Linked DNA regions of Homo sapiens: region 1 is linked to region 2. Evidence: read pairs that join two places in POLR2A ChIA-PET (ENCODE). Cell type or tissue: K562. All regions are shown on one strand. Each heading gives the region's core, and the rest is flanking DNA. Links, peaks and the distances in the headings are about the cores only.

The links. ChIA-PET counts read pairs that join two places held together with the same protein. Peaks named below come from ENCODE experiments on the same cell type or tissue, not always from the same donor. Only the 100,000 strongest peaks of a DNase experiment are listed, where the experiment ranks them.
Region 1: POLR2A ChIA-PET joins it to region 2 with 5 read pairs; 2 of 35 experiments call an interaction of 5 or more read pairs at or near these places.

Annotation. Positions count from the first base shown.
Region 1 is chr16:19,625,781-19,628,280 of GRCh38, reverse strand. It overlaps VPS35L (VPS35 endosomal protein sorting factor like), which reads right to left. Exons shown (of 31, transcript NM_020314.7): 15 at 2,058-2,104; 16 at 476-587. Among named protein-coding and RNA genes, the nearest start is that of VPS35L, 71 kb to the right of the region's middle. In K562, for the core only: no CTCF peak of the experiment used is centred there; no DNase peak of the experiment used is centred there.
Region 2 is chr16:19,716,715-19,727,214 of GRCh38, reverse strand. It overlaps IQCK (IQ motif containing K), which reads right to left and starts at 8,944. Exons shown (of 9, transcript NM_153208.3): 1 at 8,728-8,944. The coding sequence starts at 8,908. KNOP1 (lysine rich nucleolar protein 1) reads left to right here and starts at 8,988. Exons shown (of 5, transcript NM_001012991.3): 1 at 8,988-9,057. RefSeq lists an enhancer at 8,735-9,064. In K562, for the core only: no CTCF peak of the experiment used is centred there; a DNase peak (open chromatin) is centred at 4,734.

The DNA of each region.
Region 1 (2,500 bases), core at 1-2,500, 95 kb after region 2:
GCAATTCTCCCACCTTAGCCTCCCAAGTAGCTGGGACTACAGGAATGCACCACCACACCCAGCTAAGTTTTGATTTTTTGTAGAGATGGGGTCTTGCTGTGTTGCCCAGGCTGGTCTCGAACTCCTGGCCTCAAGTGATCCTCCTGCCCTGGCCTCCCAAGTGATAGGATTATAAACATGAGCCACCGTGCCCAGCCTGATATATTCTTAAATATGTTAGACCAAAGTCTTTCTTAAATCCTTCATAGTGAGCCAATCTGATAGATTTAGGGCTCATGGGGGCCTGAAGCATAGCAATCACACAGTGTCTGACAATCCCAACCTCTAACTCATCTTCCATTGCGTTCCTCAGAAACAGAGCCTTCGCCTGTGTTCCTGCTGGCCCATGCTGTTCCCAAAACCGGACTGTCTCTCAAGAGCTATCAGATACACACCGCTTATTTGTGTCCTACTGAGCATGAAGTCAAGAGCCTACCTTGGGGAAACCAGATTCATCACACTCTTTAATCATGCCAATGAAATCCATAGACCTTGTGGCGATGAACTCAGCCCGGAAGGCAGACATCACAGAATTCAACAGCAAGGCACTGCAAGACACAGATCCCCAAGTCAGCCTGGCTTCTCCTCAATCAAAGTTGCTTTAATTTTTGAATATATATTGCCAGGAAGGAAGACTAACAGCTCTTTAGCGGTAGGGTTGGGGAAAAACAAAAAATCAGAGTAAAAAGGTAAACTGGAGAGACTAACACAGTGTCCTGTACATATCTGCAACTCAATAAATGTTGAATTAACTGGATGTTTAGATGGATGGATGGCTAGATGGCAGGGTGGATAGACAGATCAGCAAGTGATCCAGTTCATTTAAGGAGAAGAAGAGCGAGCATTCAATAAGCTGGTGCACTAATGAGACAGAACATTAAGTAACGATATTGATCCATGTTGTAAATATATATCCACATCGTTTATGCAAGAGTTTTGGTTTTTTTGTTTTTTTTTTTTTGAGATGGAGTCTCACTTTGTTGCCCAGGCTGGAGTAGTGTCACGATCTTGGCTCACTGCAACCTCCACCTCCCGGGTTCAAGTGATTCTCCTGCCTCAGCCTCCCAAGTAACTGAGATTACAGGCATGCGCCACCATGCTCGGCTAATTTTATGTATTTTTAGTAGAGACAGGGTTTCACCATGTTGGCCAGGCTGGTCTCAAACTCCTGACCTCAGGTGATCCACCCGTCTCAGCCTCCCAAAGTGCTGGGATTATAGGCATGCACCACTGTGTCTGGCCAGTTTATGCAAGAGATTTCTTAGTAAAGAGATCTTATGTTATAGGCACCAGGCACAGGGGACACAGTGGTAAACAAAGCCCATGCAAGGCTGTTTCCATGTATCTACCACTAAAAGGAAAGCAGAGAGACAACCTCATATTCGTGAGAGTCAGGGAGATCAATTTCATCCTAGCCCAACCACCTACCACAGCCCCATGGGGAAATAACTATTATTATTACTTTTTTTCTTTTGTTTTTTGAGACAGCGTCTCACTCTGTCGCCAAGCTAGAGTACAGTGTCATGATCTCGGCTCACTGAAACCTCTGCCTCCCGGGTTCAAGCAATTCTCCTGCCCCAGTCTCCTGAGTAGCTGCGACTACAGGCATACACCACCAAGCCCGGCTAGTTATTGTATTTTTAGTAGAGATGGGGTTTTGCCACGTTGGCCAGGCTGGTCTCGAACTCCTGACCTCAGGTGATCCACACGCCTCAGCCTCCCAAAATGCTGGGATTACAGGCATCAGCCACCACGCCCAGTTGAAAGAACTATTATTACTCCCGTTTTACAGATGAAGAGACAGAGGCACAGAGAGGTCAAGCAAGCGGCCCAAGGTCACAGGGCTAAGACAGAACAGAGCCAAGGTCTGAGGCCAGGCAACCGGACTCCAGCATTCTAAACCTCCATGCAGTCCTGCCTCTCTCTCTTCAGCTCATACCCAGGTAAGCAGGCCAAGCTCAAAAATAGCAGCCAACGCCATTTTCAAACTCATGCTTTATGAATCTTAAAATACTTACTTGTTTCCTAGTTTCTTACACCTTTCCATCATCTCGGTCAGCAGAGCCTATTATGTTAAAAATAATAATAATTAAAAAATCAGGTTGGAGGAGCTAAAGTAACATTTCTAAGAGATTTCCAAAGTCGAACTCTAAAATGAATGTAGCCACATGTCCATTAAGATAATTCTCAGTGTCTGGTAGGGATGGGGAGGCTTGGGGAGAAAAAAATTCACTTTCATGGCATTTAGTGTAATAAATAGAAGGAGGGGGCCGGGTACAGTGGCTCGCACCTATAATTCTAGCATTTTGGTAGACCGAGGCAGGTGGATCACTTGAGGTCAAGAGCTCGAGACTAGTCTGGCCAACATGGTAAAACCCCGTCTCCACTAAAAATACAAAAATTAGCCAGGTGTGATAGCGGGTGCCTGTAATCCCAGCTACTCAGAGGGCTAAGGAAGGAG
Region 2 (10,500 bases), core at 3,646-6,145:
TAACTCATATTAGTTTTTGCCTTATTTGAAATTTATAAAAATTAGTGACTATCTTTTCTTTTCTTTCTTTCTTTTTTTTTTTTTGAGACCGAGTCTTGCTCCGTCGCCCAGGCTGGAGTGCAGTGGTATGATCTCGGCTTACTATGACCTCTGCCTCCTAGCTTCAAGCAATTCTCTTGCCTCAGCCTCCCAAGTAGCTGGGATTACAGGCACCCATCATCATGCCCGGCTAATTTTTGTATTTTTAGAGACAGGGTTTCATCATGTTGGCCAGGCTGGTCTCGAACTCCTGATCTCAAGTGATCTGCCCACCTTGGCCTCCCAAAGTGCTGGAATTACAGGCTTCAGCCAGCATGCCCGGCATTAATGACTATCTTTTCTAATAGGCTATATGTTTGGTAAGGGAAGTGCCTGGATCTGTTGTCTCACCATTATTTCCCCACAGAATACTGGCTGAATGAATGAACGAATGGATGAACAGAACCAACCATATCGTAAGTTACTTTTAACGGCTTATTCATTCATTTATATCTATTGTAAGCCCATTACCTGCTATGAACCATTCTGTGTGTTAAATATGAGACTCCTTTCAATGTTGCTACATACATGATGTGCCACATTTATTTAACCAGTGTACTCTTCATGGGCATTTAGGTTGTTTCCATTATTTTATTATTATAAACAATGTTTCAATGAACATCTTTATATAAATCATTGATCCACAGAGAGGTATTTTGGTAGGATCCTTAGATGTGGAATTTTTTTCTGTCAAAGGAAAAAATAACTTAAAATTTGGGCCAAATTGCCAAACTTTTCTCCAAAAAGTTTACAGTCACTTGTACTCCCAATAGTGACACTGCCTGTTTCTCTAGAGTATAATCAATCTTATACATTAAAAGTTTTTCAACACATGTAAAAGAAAAAAATGGTATTTTACTTTTATTTGCATTTCTTTATTACTTGCTATCATATTTTTCCAGTGAAATCTCTCAGGAGTTCCGGACTGGGCACGGTGGCTCACGCATGTAATCCCAGCACTTTGGGAGGCCGAGGCGGGCGGATCACGAGGTCAGGAGATCGAGACCATCGTGGCTAACACGATGAAACCCCGTCTCTACTAAAAATACAAAACTTAGCCGGGAGTGGTGGCGGGCGCCTGTAGTCCCAGCTACTTGGGAGGCTGAGGCAGGATAATGGTGTGAACTCGGGAGGTGGAGCTTGCGGTGAGCAGAGATCGAGCCGCTGCACTCCAGCCTGGGTGACAGAGTGAGACTCCATCTCCAAAAAAAAAAAAGAAAAAAAAGAAATCTCTCAGGAGTTCACTTAAATTTGATGGAAAAAATATAAATTTCTTCATCACATGATCACAAAAGACATACAGTTGAAATGATTATGTAGAAGTATGAAGTATGGGAAAATACTTTAGCTTCAAGACAATCTGATGTGTTACTTAAAACCTCTGTAATAGTTTAAGGGAATCTAACATATTTGAGAATGTCAGTTTTCCCTGTGGTTTCAATCTGAAATATGATTACAGACTGATGCTTTTACATTGAAAGGCATAAAAGAATTTAAGTTTGTAGAGTACTGGACTCTTAAAACAACTTGATTTACCATAGTTTAATTAATTCCATTTCCAAGAGTTGCTTCAGTGCTTAGAAAAGTGTGCTTATCTGCTCTGTTCTGCATTAGAAATACTTAAGAAAATCAGGGGCCCAGGCATGGATTACAGGCTCACACCTGTAATCCTAACATTTTGGGAAGCCAAGGTGGGCAGATTGTTGGAGCCCGGGAGTTCAAGAGCAGCCTGGGCAACACAGTGAAACCCTGTCTCTACAACAAATATAAAAATTAGCTGGGTGTGGTGGCGCACGCCTGTAATCCCAGCTACTTGGGAGGCTTAGGTGGGAGGATCACCTGAGCCTGGGAGGTTGAGGCTGTAGTAAGCACGATCACGCCACTGCACTTCAGCCTGGGCGACAGCCTGTCTCAAAAAAATAAAAATTAAAAAAAAATTTTTTTAAATCAGGTATATTAAATGTATAAATGTTTACAATCTTTCCATTACCAAAGGTTATAAATGGCATTAATTGATTAGGGGAATTTAATGTTATATGCATATTAAATGAACATTATGAACAAGTGAAAGTTGTTGTTCGTTTTACACAACAAAGGCAACATTTTAGGAGAGGCAGAGCAGAAGGAGCCCGGAAACTTGTTGGCAGAGTGGAGCCCCTGTGCCACAAGTGAACCCTCTCCCCTCAACTTCTGGGATGTGAGAATAATTAACCATCTTTGTTTAGGCCATTATGAGTTGGGCTTTCTGCTATTTGCAGCTGAACATGTTCCTGATAGAAACAATTAAAATGTAGCATTGACTGGTGGCCGGGCACGGTGGATCGCGCCTGTAATCCCAGCACTTTGGGAGGCCGAGGCAGGCAGATCACAAGGTCAGGAGATTGAGACCATCCTGGCTAACATGGTGAAACCCCCTCTCTACTAAAAATACAAAAACAAAATTAGCCGGGTGTGGTGGCGGGCACCTGTAGTCCCAGCTACTCAGGACGCTGAGGCAGGAGAATGGCGTGAATCCAGGAGGCGGAGCTTGCAGTGAGCCGAGATCGCACCACTGCACTGCAGCCTGGGTGACAGAGCCAGACTCTGACTCAAAAACAAAAAACAAAAAAAAACCCAACAACAAAAATGTAGCATTGACCCACAGTAGCTTATTGGAAGGGGATGGAACAGGAAGATGACGCTGGGAGTGAATCAGACGAACATTTGACAGGCATATACTATAGTGGGAGGTTGTACCAGGCTGCTGGAGAGCCACATGAACAGGGCAGAGGAGCTTATGTTCCAGAGAGGGGATGAATGATAAACCAGGGGTTATGATAAGTGAAAGTATTGCTGTAGAGGGCTTCAACCACAGCCTAGAGGAGAGGAAAGAAGGGGCTTTGAAATTGGCCTGAGGAATTACAGAAGGCTTTCCAGAAGAGGGGCCACGTGGACTGAGTCTAGAGAGATAAATGAGAAGGTAGGGATGTTCCAGGAAGAGACAAAGCTTGTGGAAAGGCATGGAGAGGAATAGTATGGTGCACTGGAGGAATAGTTTTGTGTGACTCCAAGTACACAACACAACAGTGGTACCGAAGTGCTTGTTTAAAATGCAGAACTCAAAGACTCACCCCCAAGGAGTCTGGCCCATCAGGGCAGGAAGGGGAGCCAAGGAAGCTGCTTTTTTTTTTTTTTTTGAAACAAGAGTCTCACTCTGTCACCCAGGCTGGAGGGCAATGGCATGATCTCGGCTCAGTGCAACCTCCTCCTCCCAGGTTCAAGTGATTCTCCTGCCTCAGCCTCCTGAGTAGCTGGGACTACAGGTGCACACTGCCATGCCTGGCTAATTTGTTTAAATTTTATTTTAGTAGAGATGGGGTTTCACCATGTTGGCCAGGCTGGTCTCGAACTCCTGAGCTCAGGCAATCCAGCCCCGTCGGTCTCCTAATGTGCTAGGATTACAGGCTTGAGCTACCACGCCCGGCCAGGAAGCTGCATTTTAACATGTATCCAGGAGATTTTGATGTAGGTGCTCCCAGTCCATGCTTTAAAACCATGCTGGTGTCTTCTTCAGGGGTTTGAACTTGAGAGTCAAAACAGACTTGAGTTTGAAGCCGACCCTGCCGCTTACTTTGGGCAAGTTTCCTAACCTTTCTAAGCCTCAATTTCCTCATCTGTTGCTGTGAGGCTTAAATGAGAAGTAATGCACCTAGCACAATGCCTGGCACATAAACAGCAGCTCAATAAATGGTTGCCATTAGGATGATTTGGGTGAATGGTATGTTGTGAACTAAGAAAAGTAAACAGAGATGGGACGTTAAGAAGCTTAAGGGTTAAGCTAAGGAGTTTATCTGTAAGCTATGAAAATCATTGTAGGTCACAGCATGATGCGATTAGATTTGAATTTTAGAGAGGTTCCTACGACAGCCAGTGGGATATGGTCTGGAAGGAGGCCTGCCTCAATTAACAAGCCACAGCAGCAATCTAAGCAGGGGGTGGTAAGGGCCTGATCTAAGGCAGCAGACATGAAGACTGGTGGGGGTGGGGAGTGGGGGCAGGGTGGGGATGGTGGGAGATATTAAACAGGTAGAATCTATAAGGACTGGCAAATGAGAGTGTGGGGCCGTGGAAAGTGAAAGGGAAGCAGGCCGGATGCGGTAGCTCACGCCTGTAATCCCAGCACTTTGGGAGGCTGAGGCGGGTGGATCACCTAAGGTCAGGAGTTCGACACCAGCCTGGCCAACATGGTGAAACCCCACCTAAAAATACAAAAATTAGCTGGGCATGGTGTCAAGTGCCTGTAATCCCAGCTACTCAGGAGGCTGAGGTGGGGGAATTGCTTGAACCTGGGAGGTGGAAGTTGAAGTAAGCAGATATCGCACCTCTGTACTCCAGCCTGGGCAACAGAGCAAGACTCTGTCTCAAGGGAAGGAAAAAAAAAAAAAAGCTGGACTGGGCAGCTGAGTGAACGATGGTAACATTCGTGGAGATGGAGATAAGTTGTTGGCGTCTAAAACAGTGCCTGCAGTTATACCTGGCCCAGCATTGAAAACAGTTCCCAGCCCTGGTAGATACAAGTTGGCTCAATGCTTAAGAACAATTTATTCGGAGAAATGAGGAAGAAGCTGGTCTGCCCTTAGTTGATAAGGGAATGGGAATGAAAGACTGATAGGAGCTGGAAGAGGATATAGGGTCATGGTGGAGGTTTCTTCCTGATATGACAGGCCAGGGGTGTTTGGAGGAAAAAGCTAGTAGAGAAGTTAAAGGCGTAGCAGAGGAAGTGAGTGATAAAGCAGGATCCTGGAATAGCAAGGGGACGGTAAGCAAAGATGGAGAGCTGAGTGGCGAGTAGCGGGGTGAGAGCTTCTTCCACGTGTACAGATGGATGTTAGCAGACTCCCTCCCCACTCCTGACTGCCTGACTCTTCTCAGTGAACGCATCCTATGCTAAGAGGTATCACAGAACATTTCAGGAGGTGTTACAGACTTGGACTAGTAGAACCAGGCAATGGGAGAAGGCATTGAGAGATGCTGATTGCTGAGCAGTGCTGAGAGCCAGTTGGGGTCATCTTTCTTCAGCTGGCTCAGTGGCTGTGCTGGAGGAACAAGTATTGATTCACAACTGATCCATGTCGGTATCTGGCAGGTGAAATGAAAGGCCAGATTTTACAACAGCATTGAGGGCTGAGGCCAGAGAGTGCTTGATTAAGTGATGAACCAATGACAATAGTGAGGATGCTGATAACAGTAATCACAGCATATCAAAATAGGAAACTGTAAGGCCAGGCGCGGTGGCTCACGCCTGTAATCCCAGCACTTTGGGAGGATGAGGCGGGCTGACTGCTTGAGGTCAGGTGTTTGAGACCAGCTTGGCCAACATGGCAAAACCCCATCTCTACAAAAAATTAGCCAGGCATGGTGGTGGGTGCCTGTAATCCCAGCTATTTGGGAGGCTGAAGCAGGAGAATTGCTTGAATCTGGGAGGCAGAGGTTGCAGTGAGCCGAGATTGCGCCACTGCACTGCAGCCTGGGTGACAGAGCCAGACTTCATCTCAAAAAAAAAAAAAAAAGGAAACTGTTAAGCCCCACATCCTTTGATTGTCTTGATTAAAACCATGAACACAGCTAGTCACAAACTACTATAAGATTTGATTAGAAGTGTTGGCCGGGAAGAAGTTTATTGACACTAACACGAGTGCTTTTTAGAATACAAAACTCAGTTGTCACTGGAAAGATGAGGGAGAAAACTGAAGAATATTTACAAATAAGTTATAGTGGTGAGCATGCACATACATACAAAAGAGCACTAGTCAGGTTGGTTAAGGTCTGTGTAAGTTAGATATTGACCTACTTTGTATTTTGTCTTCATGAAATTGAGTTTCTGGCAGGTCTGTTTGCTATGATAATTTGTCTTTTGAATGGAGATTATCTTAAGAGAATGTAGTACTTAATCTCAAAGATAGGATTACTACAAAGCCTGTTTTTTCATGTTTGTTGTCAGAAACTGAATTTACTACATGTTATAGAAAACTGCATTTGTTAGATGTTTAAGAATTGGGTTTATCCATCTGTTATAATACTCATCACAGTGTCCATGTGTATAGTTTGCCAATGTTGACCTCACTGAATTGTTTTTTTTTTTTTTCTAGACGGATTCTTACTTTGTTGCCCAGGCTGGAGTGCAGTGGCACGATCTCAGGTCATTGCAACCTCCGCCTCTCAGGTTCAAGCGACTCTCCTGCCTCAGTCTCCTGAGTAGCTGGGATTACCCACCACCAAGCCTGACTTAGTTTTTATATTTTTAGTAGAGACAGGGTTTCAACATGTTGGCCAGGCTAGTCTCCAATTCCTGACCGCAGGTGATCCACCCGCCTTGGCCTCCCAAAGTGCTGGGATTACAGGTGTGAGCCACCATGCCTGACCTCATTCTGTAACTCTATCATTTTAAAAGTGGCATCAATTCACTTGCTCTTCAGAGAGAACCAAAACCCTTTGTCTTTGCTTTCTCTCTAGAGGCCTATTTGACCAAAATAAACTCGGTGTGTAAATCACAACACAAGGCATGTTTCTTTGTCAACAATAATGAACATTTATTGACTACTTTTTAAATGCCAGGCACTGTGCTAAGCACCTTTTCATACATTATCTTACTTGGTCCCCACAACAGCCCTGTGAGGTAGGCACAACAATTATCTGTCTCTTACAGATGAGGCTGAGTAACTTTTCTAACAATCCTCTAGTAAACTGTATTATAAGAAACTGTTTGGCTTGGAGAAGTGAAAGCTCTGGGGAAAAGGCAGCCACAATAACTACCGTCAAATTATCTGAGTAGATTCTTTGGGGTAGAGTGATTAGCTCCTTGGATCATAGCACCAAGAGGTAAGGACGTAGGGGTGAAAGTGACAAAGAGAACATGCAAAATGAAAGGGATTTTTCTAGCACAATGTAAGGTTGGAGAAGGAATTTAAGTACTGGATGGGGTTGAAACAGACAGCTTTGGAGGGCATCTATCAACTGAGTCTACTATTCTCTTCCTTCTCTGTATTCTCCACTTCTTTCGAGTCATCGCATATACTGGTACATTCATTCTTTTTTTCCATTCAATAAACATTTACTGACCTGCACTATCCAATACAGCAGCCACTATCCAAATGTGGCTATTTAAATTTATTAAAATTAAGTCTGGGCTGGGCCTGGTGGCTCAGGCCTGTAATTGTAGCACTTTGGGAGGCCGAGGCAGGTAGATCACCTGAGGTCAGGAGTTCAAGAGCAGCCTGGCCAAAATGGTGAAACCCCTTCTCTACAAAAATAAAAAAATTAGCCAGGAATGATGACGGGTGCCTGTAATCCCAGCTACTCAGGAGATTGAGGTGTGAGAATGCTTGAACCCGGGAGGCGGAGGTTGCAGTGAGCCCAGCCAGTGCCACTGCATTCCAGCCTGGGCGACAGAGCAACATGCCGTCTCAAAAAAAAAAAAAAAAAAAAAATTTGAGTCCAACAAGAAATTCAGTTACTCAATTGCACTAATCACATTTCAAATGCTAACTAACCACACTTTTTTTTTTTTGGGGATGGAGTCTCGCTCTGTCACCCAGGCTGGAGTGCAGTGGCGCAAACTCGGCTCACTGCAACGCCACCTCCCTGGTTCAAGCAATTCCCTTTCCTCAGCCTCCCAAGTAGCTGAGATTATAGGCGCACACCACCACGCCCAGATAATTTTTTTTTTGTATTTTCAGTAGAGACGGGGTTTCACCGCGCTGTTTCAGGCAGCTTAGGTAGTGATGGTGGCCACACGAATGAAAAATCTGAGTCCTTGACCTTGAGGAGCTTATGGTCTAGTGGAGGAAAAAGAAAACATCCCACCCAACATTATTCATTAAGAACTAGCGCTTACGTAGCTCCTTCTGTAAATCGAGCAGTTTGTGTTTTTTTTTCCCCAATAATCCTTTTGCCCTCCTAAAATCAGGCAGTTTGCTAAGCACTTTTTGTGACTATCTGGTTCCATCTTCTTAACACCATCGAAATAGGTGCCATTATTATGCCCACTTTGCAGACAGGGTCATAAGTTAAATAATTTGCCCAACCTAAGTAACAAATACTGAGTAGAGCCACAAAGGAAGATGTGCTCAACTCCGCCTGGGGAGGTTAAGGAAGGTTTGAAGCAAGAAGGGACTAAAACCCGTTTGTCCACACCATGGTTACTGAACGTGTGGGCCACCGACTACCTACGTTAGGATTACCTGGGGTGCTCTTTTAAAAAGTGCAGATTCCCTGCATCCCAATTTGAAGCTCTGTGGGCGGGGCCTGGGAACCTCCGTTTATAACAAGATCCCCACCCCGGCCCCCGCCCCAGCAATTCCTTTCGGTTCACTAACCGAGGTTTAAGAACCAATGGTCCACACCGCATGGTTCTCTTTATTCAGCTTTCCCTCGCCGTTCCCTTGCCTTTAACCTCACTACGGATCGCGATTGGAGTCCGCGCTGCGTAACCTCGGGCCAGCCTCTCCGAGCCTCAGTTTCCCCATGCGTAAAATGCGGAGCCCGGGCCCGCGGAGCCGCTGCCCGGCGGCCCCGCCCGTCAGCCGACAGGCGCACAGTGGGCGCTCCCCAAACGCGGCCCCCGTCCGGCCGCCCGGGTCCCGCCCCTCTCGGCCAGCCCAGGTTTCCTACCCTTGCAGATCTGCTCCCACAGATTCTTGCTTGACGGCTCGGTGACCTGCCACGACGAGACAGGCAGCTCGCGGGACGCGAGAGACACGGTGGGCACCGGCGTCCGGGTGAACGACGAGTCTGTAGAGCAGCTGGGCTTGAGGCGCACTATGTGGCTGGGGATTTGCCGCGGTGCCGCCATGGCCGCGGTTTCCACGGTAACCGCGTTCGCCGGAAGGCCGCGACCCGGAAGAAGCCGGAACCCGAGAGGGTGGGCCGGCGACTCGAAGTGGACTTCCGGGTCACGGCGGAGCTGGCTCTCACGTGGAGGCGGGGAAATTTCGCCCACCGGTGAGTGCCAGGGCGCGTTGCAGGCGGGCCGGCGCGGGGTGTGGAGATTGCACCAGAGGAAGTGCGCGGCGGGGAAGATGGGGAAATGCGGTCCACCCACATCCCTGAATCCGACCCCTCCAGTCGGTGTGCGCCCGCTCCGGCCTGAGGCCGCCGCCTCCAGAAAGTTTTCCCGCCTCAGAGCCGGCCCTGGGACCCCACGTAATCCCTCCCAGTCTGTTGATGCGGAGGCTTGGGCCCATGGGAGCCTTGGAGGTACGGATCTTACTTCCTGGCTCCCGCGCGTCCTGCTGGTGATCCTGCCGGGGGAGTGGGGTGTTGCTGCACAGGCTTTGGAGTCCTGTGGGCGGAATTCCAGTCTCCGTTTTCCACTTGCTGGCTTTGGAACCTAGGGCAAGTGAATTATTGTAGTCTCTGGAGCTTGCGAGGTCGGGTATTCACAAAGATCTTCACAAGGCTGTCCCTGGAATTTAAAAGCGGTTTTGGAGAAAGCGTTTGCGTTTGCAGGAGATGCACTGTAACGTTCTTTTCCTTTCTCCTTGAAAGAGTGAATGCATTTGGTCGCAGGGCTAAAGAGGAGGATGCTATACTTTTCTAAATGGCAAGAGATGGGGAGAGAAGGGGATTAAGAGTTGACCCGCAACCTCCCGGTGGATTCTTTGTTCTTACCAGATCTCTTGGCCACTCCCCTATTCTGAAGTCGTCTTGGCTCTCTTGACTGCTCCCCTATTCTGAAGTCGTCTTGGCTCTCTTGACTGCTCCCCTATTCTGAAGTCGTCTTGGCTCTCCTGACTACACTATTTCAAGGTTTGCACCTTCTTCTTTGCAAGCTCCTTTATCTCTGCCCACTTATTTAAATGCCAATACAATAGTCCCCCTCCCCCATTATCCGCGGGCAGTACGTTCCTAAACCCCCAGTGGATGCCTGAAACCACAGACAGTACCGAACCCTAAATATAACTGTTTTTTCTTGTGTATACTATCTATGAGAAAGTTTATAAATTAGGCACAGTAGGGCCGGGCGTGGTGGCTCATGCCTGTAATCCCAGCACTTTGGGAGGATGAGGCGGGCGGATCACCTGAGGCCAGTAGTTGGAGACCAGCCTGGCCAACATAGTAAAACCCCGTCCCTACTAAAAATACAAAAATTAGCCGGGCGTGGTGGTATGTGCCTGTAATCCCGGCTACTCGGGAGGCTGAGGCGTGAAAATTGCTTGAACCCGGGAGGTGGAGGTTGCAGTGAGCCGAGATGATGCCACTGCACTCCAGCCTGGGCAACAGAGCCAGACCTTGTCTCACAAAAAATTAGGTGCAGTAAACGATTACCAACAATCTAGCTAGTAATAAAATAGAACAATTACAACAGTATACTGTAATAAAAGTTGCATGCATGTGGTCTCCCTCTCAAGATAACTTCCTGTACTGTGCTCACCTATTTTGGGA